2 separate regions of the Mus musculus genome follow, and region 1 is linked to region 2. A link is a loop called in an ENCODE intact Hi-C map of the cell type or tissue named here. Cell type or tissue: left cerebral cortex. All regions are shown on one strand. Links, peaks and the distances in the headings refer to the core of each region. The heading gives the core; the rest is flanking DNA.

Region 1 (2,920 bases), core at 190-2,689, 240 kb before region 2:
TCCCTCTGACGCTTTATCCACACACTTAGGTGTTAAAGATGCAGGATGGGTGAAGCTTCCCGGTCTCTCCTTACTCTTTTTTGCACGCACATTTACTCAGTTGCAAGGTTTTTTTTTTTTTTTTTTGAGGGTGTGGGTGATTTTACTTTGTTTCCTTGTTTTGGGGGGTGTTGTTATTGTACCCTCATTTTCTGATAAAGAACTTAAAAGTGTGGTGTGTAGGACATGGGAGAGGATCTGGGACAACTTGGGGAAGGAAATAGTATGATCAAAATTTTTAAATTTAAGAGTTGTTGTAAATAATGAAATTATATAATAAAGAGCAAGGTATAACAATGCATAAAAAAGCATTAATGACAAACGATAGGGTATACTGATATAATATTTTCTGAAGTGTATGAAACACCAGTGGAGGAAAACTCTACTTCACTTCTTAGGTAAATAATGTGTAATTATGCTTTTGCTCTGTTTCTTCCATAATTATTAAAAAAAAACCTTTCTTCTTTCAGTTTGAGCACCCCAGTTTTCTCTTACTACTTCAATGTGGCTAGTTACTAGTAAATAAACATTGTGGGCATCTTAAATAAGTAGTGACACGGGGATTACTCCTCTGGAATCCTAGGTAGCACTCCTTCTTCAGCCAGGAGTGGCTCCTTCATCCGGCAATGTCTGTGCACCGAGTCATCCACCTATTTGCACTGCGTACAGCTACCACGGCTTCTCTTACGGGAAGATATCTCTTCCGAAACATCCACGTCCTGTCACTCACCAAACCAACCTCAATCTGGGAAATTAGGGGGGTAATCCATGTCCTACAATTTACACTGATATGAAGACATTCCGAAAGAAAGGGGATGCGAAAGGAAACTGTACTTATCTTGGAAAAGGAGACTGCTGAAGGCACAGCATGAGAACTCTTCATTCTTACATTTACTACAGCCCAAAAGATCTCCCGAGACTCTCATACTGGAAAACAATACTGATGTCTTTCAACATCAACATTTGCTCTCTTTTCCTTTCCCTCCTCCTATTCTTCTACATTTTCTAAGATCGTGATAAATTCGGTAACTGCTTGATTATTTTAAATATCTCCCTAGCGTCTCATCAAATATCTTCAGCATGTTTTCCATGACTTAATTCCAATTTCTTTGTGACAAATCTCTGTTGATCCTTTCATTTCCACAGCGGTTTCTCGCTTCCTCTCTATATGTGGGCATTTGGCTCATGAAGCAGCAATTTGGCCGGCAGCAATCTGAACACTGTGGCTCTTCTTTCCTCCGCATCCCAAAATTAACTGTAAACTGACAAATCAATAGCGTGGAGTTATCACTCGCAGGTCCTGACTGGCCTCAGGAGCCCCCGAGGGTTCAAGTCAATGCCTTTTTGCTTCGTGCAAGAGCTCTAAGGCTGAGTGTGGATGCTAGGAACCCAAAGCTGGAGCTGCATTAGCGTGTGACCCTATGGGAAGCCTACCCTGCTCTCCTATCTGCAGAAATGGAGCATCTCACCCTGTAACCAGAGCTGCTTCTGCCAGATTAAAATGTGCATTTAGTTCATTCCTTTATGTGTATGTGTTTGACCTGTAGGTCTATGCATCAACGTGCATGCATGTCTGTTGCCGGTGGAAGCCAGAAGAGGGCACTGCTTCCCTGTAACTGAGTGTGTAACTGAGTGTGAGCTGGCTTGTGGGAGCCAGGTCCTCTGGAAGAGCATCCCTTGCTCTTAAACTACTGAGCCCTCCATTCTGTCCCCTCTGACCTGATTTTTAATAAACACTTATAAGACATCATTGTAAGGCTATTATTCCTAAGACTCGCCTAGAGTCAAGTGCTAAGAAGGAGAAGGTCCAGCCTAGCTCTGAGAAGTGTTTGCTTCCTCACAGCACGCTTGCAAACACCAAAGATTTTCAAGGTGTTCCCAATGCCTTCCACCCTGGACAGGAGAAGCTTTGGAGCTGCCCTAGACACAGATGTCACGAAACAGCTTTCAAGCTCCTCAACGGATTCTTTCGCACGGGAAGCTCACGACTCTAAGAGCTTAAGCTCAGTGTGCAATGGCCTTTTGCCTCTGGCCAGTCGTCGGCACCTTCCTTCCTTCCAAGACAAGGCTACGGTGTGTGGCACTAAGACTACCGGCTGTCCTCAATAAGATAAAGTCGGAACGAGAGCCACAGAACAGGCTGGAATCCCACAAAGAGTGGGCTGACTGCCAGAACCATGTGTAGTTTAAGACCAAGAACAGAGGCTTGGCCCATGCCAGGGTTTGGAGTTGGTAAATAGATTTTAAAACCTCCAGTAAGAACCATGTGAGGAACGAGCAAGCCATCTACCTTTAAAGTCCCGAAAGGTCCCGTGAAGAGGTGGGGAAGGTAACTGTTAATGAGGAAATGATTTTTTTTTTTTTAAGATTCACATGATCCACTGTTGTGTTAATTAGAAATAAGATGGGTATTTGACTGGTACCATCTTCATCTGCCTTTGAGACACAGGGTTACACGAGTCAGCTGTCTTTCACTGGAATCATTACAGCAGCGGAGACGGCAGTAATGCTTGAGAGATCACGAAATTCCACGTTTGCTTTCAAAGGGCAGGCAGGGCTTCCTCCTGTTGGCTCACGTCCCTGTCCCTTTACAAGGGCGATAACAGTCCCATTTGAATGCCTGCTTTGTTTTCTTGCCGGTGCCACGAGGCTCCATTTACTATCTGAACTAGTTTTGCCCTCTGATGTTAATACTTAATCTCTTAAAGTCTTGGCTACAATAAAAGCCAGTAATCAAGTTTTATAATCTACTGTTTCCATGAGCGCCCTTGTCTCCTGGCTGCTTAGGTATCCTCTATGATTCGCAAGCAAAAACATTCTTTCTCCCCTTTAAAAAAAAAAAAAAAACCTGAAACTTCCACTATCATTTCTGCCTGTCTGT
Region 2 (2,920 bases), core at 182-2,681:
AAACATTCAAAAATGGCAGTAAAAGCACACAAGTACTTGTCTCTTGTCTATCATTCAGAATTGCTATATCTGACCCTCATTCTTTGTTTCCTCCAGTATCTCCATGTGAGATATTTTTGATTTCACACTTTATTCAATATTCAGAGAACATGCGAAGGAAACTGCTATTTTGTGCTTAAATGATAGAAGAAATCAACAACACTGAGAGCTCCCAGACAAATACACCATTTTTCATTAGACTGGAAATCGAAGAGGCTTTTGCAATTTTAAAGTATGCTTTCTTCCTCTCCATTCACTGTACTAGCCTCAGAAAGGTCATCCTTAAGAGCACCGGGCTTAATGTCTGTAAGCACAGAGCGTCACTCACAATGGACCTCAGACAAATACAGCAAATGCCTGCATTTAAATCATTAATAATTAACAAAGCTCAAAGGGCTCATCAGTACATGGCTACTTGAGTATAAGCTGTTATTTAGAACCCTATCCTGCCAAGAAAATATGTGCTTGAAAGCCAATTTAGATAGGAAAACTGAAAGAGAAGACTCTTGCACAATGGCATGACGTGAGCAGTGTTTGTGGCTAATGACGTAGACCTGTTCTGTGCTTCACTTCAGTGTCTGTATGATGGTCTATTATTACTTTTCCTATTTCTGCATTAAGAACATCCTTATAAAAACAACCTAAGGAAGGATGGTTTATTTTAGCTCACCTTTGAGAGGACAGCTTCTCATGGCACACGGCTAGAGCCTGAAGCAGCTGTTGATATGGAGTGTGTAGTCACCAAGAAAAGAGTGAAGGATGCTGCTGTTCAATTAGCTTTCTTCTTTCATCTGTCTAGGATTCAATCCCAAGGACAGCTGGCCAATCCTTCCCAGCTCAACCAACCTAGTCAAGGCAATCCCTCACAGAATGTCCAGAGCCCATCCTAATCTAAAGGATCCGTGCGTGGCATGCCTGAAAGCTTGTTCTAGGTGATTCCAGATCTTACCAAGAAGACAAACAACACCAACCAGTACATTATGCAAGTCCAACTTCCTATAGAGAACTATGCAGGTCACATCAATTTTCATTTCCTCTATCAGTCTAGAATCATTAAGAATCTGAACTGTAGAATAGATGTTGTGTCTGTCTACACTCATCCCCTGTGTAAACATGAGCAAGTTGCATAAATCGGTAGAGCCTCAGTTTCTTTATATATAAAATAAAAATATAAAAATCCTGCTGAGCACTGGGGAAAGTACTATTTATTGCAATCCTGCTTGGAAAGTCTGGTGTGTAATACATATTTAACAAGCTTTAGTCATTATTATTTTGTAAGCATCAAAGCTGTGTTTTTCACTGATGGGTTTTATTTTACAGAGAAAACAGTAAGGGTAAATGAACAGTCAGCCTCCAGGCTGCCTAAATTTACATGTAGTTTACCGACTCTCATTTGAAGAAACAAAGACTCATTTCTGTAGCTGTTCAGTGCAGATTGTTGAGGCTTGTGGGACAGACTGTAGTTGGTGTGAAACCTTTAACCATGCAGAGAGAATGGATACTGGTGTAAGGACAAAGGCTCTACATCAGGGGAGTCTGCAGAAATCGTGCTTTTCTTCTCAGAATGGTCATTGAGGCTGCCAGACTTTCCTGTAGAGCATTAAAGAACATGCTGAGGATTAGCTCTTGGAGAATTTCTTGCAAAATATTTTGACCACATTTTACTCTATCCTTTGACTCCTCTCAGATCTACCCTTCTTCATTATCCATCCAATTTTGTGTCTCCTTTTCTATTTTTGTACACCTATAAAGTACATTTTGTGCCATTTATGTATAATCCTGGATGCATATTCTTCCACTAGAGCACGGGGTAAGTGTATTGTTCCCCTGAAACATTTAACAGAGGCAAATCCATTAAAGAAAATAAACCTTGGGACTTTCTAGAAAGTCCCAGGTGACAGGGACCCAAGAGGTTTCCAAGACCCAACAGGGAAGACATTAGCTGAAATACCCAACAAAGAGGAGATAGAACCTGCAAAGACCATATCCAGTGGATAGACACAGCTTCCAGTTGAGGGATGAGTCCACCCACCCACCTGAAAAATATTAATCCAGAATTTCTCATGTCAAAAGGAAATGTAGGGACAAAGAGTGTAGTAGAGACCGAAGGAAAGGCCATCCAAAGACTGCCCCACCTAGGGATCCATCCTATCTTCAGACACCAAACCCAGACACTATTGTGGATGCCAAGAGCTTGCTAACAGAAGCATGGTATAGCTGTCTCCTAAGAGTCTATGCCAGATCCTGACCAACACAGATGCAGATGAGATGCAGGCAGCCAAACATTGGACTGAGTATGGGTACCCCAATGGAAAAGTCATGGCAAGGACTTAAGGAGCTGAAGGGTTTTGGAACCCCATAGGAAGAACAACAATATCAACCAACCAGAACCCCCAAAATCCCAGAGACTAAACCACCAACCAAAGAGTACACATGGAGGGACCCATGACTCCAACTGCATATGTAACAGTGGACGACCTTATCTGACATCAATGAGAGGGGAACCCCTTGGTCTTGAGGCGGCTGGATGACCCAGGGTAGGGAATGCTAGGGCTCTGAGACAGGAGTGGGTGAGTGGGGGAGGGAGCATACACATAGAGGCAGGGGGAGGTATAGGGGGTTTGTGAAGGGGAAACTGGGAAGGAGTATAACATTTAAAATGTAAATAAATAAAATAATCAATAAAAATAAATAGAAAGCAAGAAAAAGAAAGAAAGAAAACGAACTCTTCTTCTTGTAGAAGCTATTGATTACCAACAGCTAGGGATAGGACCACATTGCCACTTCTATCTTCCATGTTGGGATTTGGTCTGCCTTGAGCTTACACAGAAAGTGTGCCTGCTATCACCACCATTGAATGTAGTGGGTTGGCCAGATGCCA

Evidence for each region. A loop is a pair of places that touch in the nucleus more often than their neighbours do. Peaks named below come from ENCODE experiments on the same cell type or tissue, not always from the same donor. Only the 100,000 strongest peaks of a DNase experiment are listed, where the experiment ranks them.
Region 1: it touches region 2 in a loop (4-fold over the local background); 12 of 42 quality-filtered maps call a loop at or near these places.

Annotation. Positions count from the first base shown.
Region 1 is chr10:125,263,504-125,266,423 of GRCm38, forward strand. The region is part of intron 3 of Slc16a7 (solute carrier family 16 (monocarboxylic acid transporters), member 7); the gene reads right to left. Among named protein-coding and RNA genes, the nearest start is that of Slc16a7, 44 kb to the right of the region's middle. In left cerebral cortex, for the core only: a CTCF peak has its summit at 1,622 (motif pointing right); DNase peaks (open chromatin) are centred at 1,322, 1,617 and 2,209.
Region 2 is chr10:125,500,044-125,502,963 of GRCm38, forward strand. No RefSeq gene overlaps it. Among named protein-coding and RNA genes, the nearest start is that of Gm40795, 66 kb to the right of the region's middle. In left cerebral cortex, for the core only: no CTCF peak of the experiment used is centred there; a DNase peak (open chromatin) is centred at 1,392.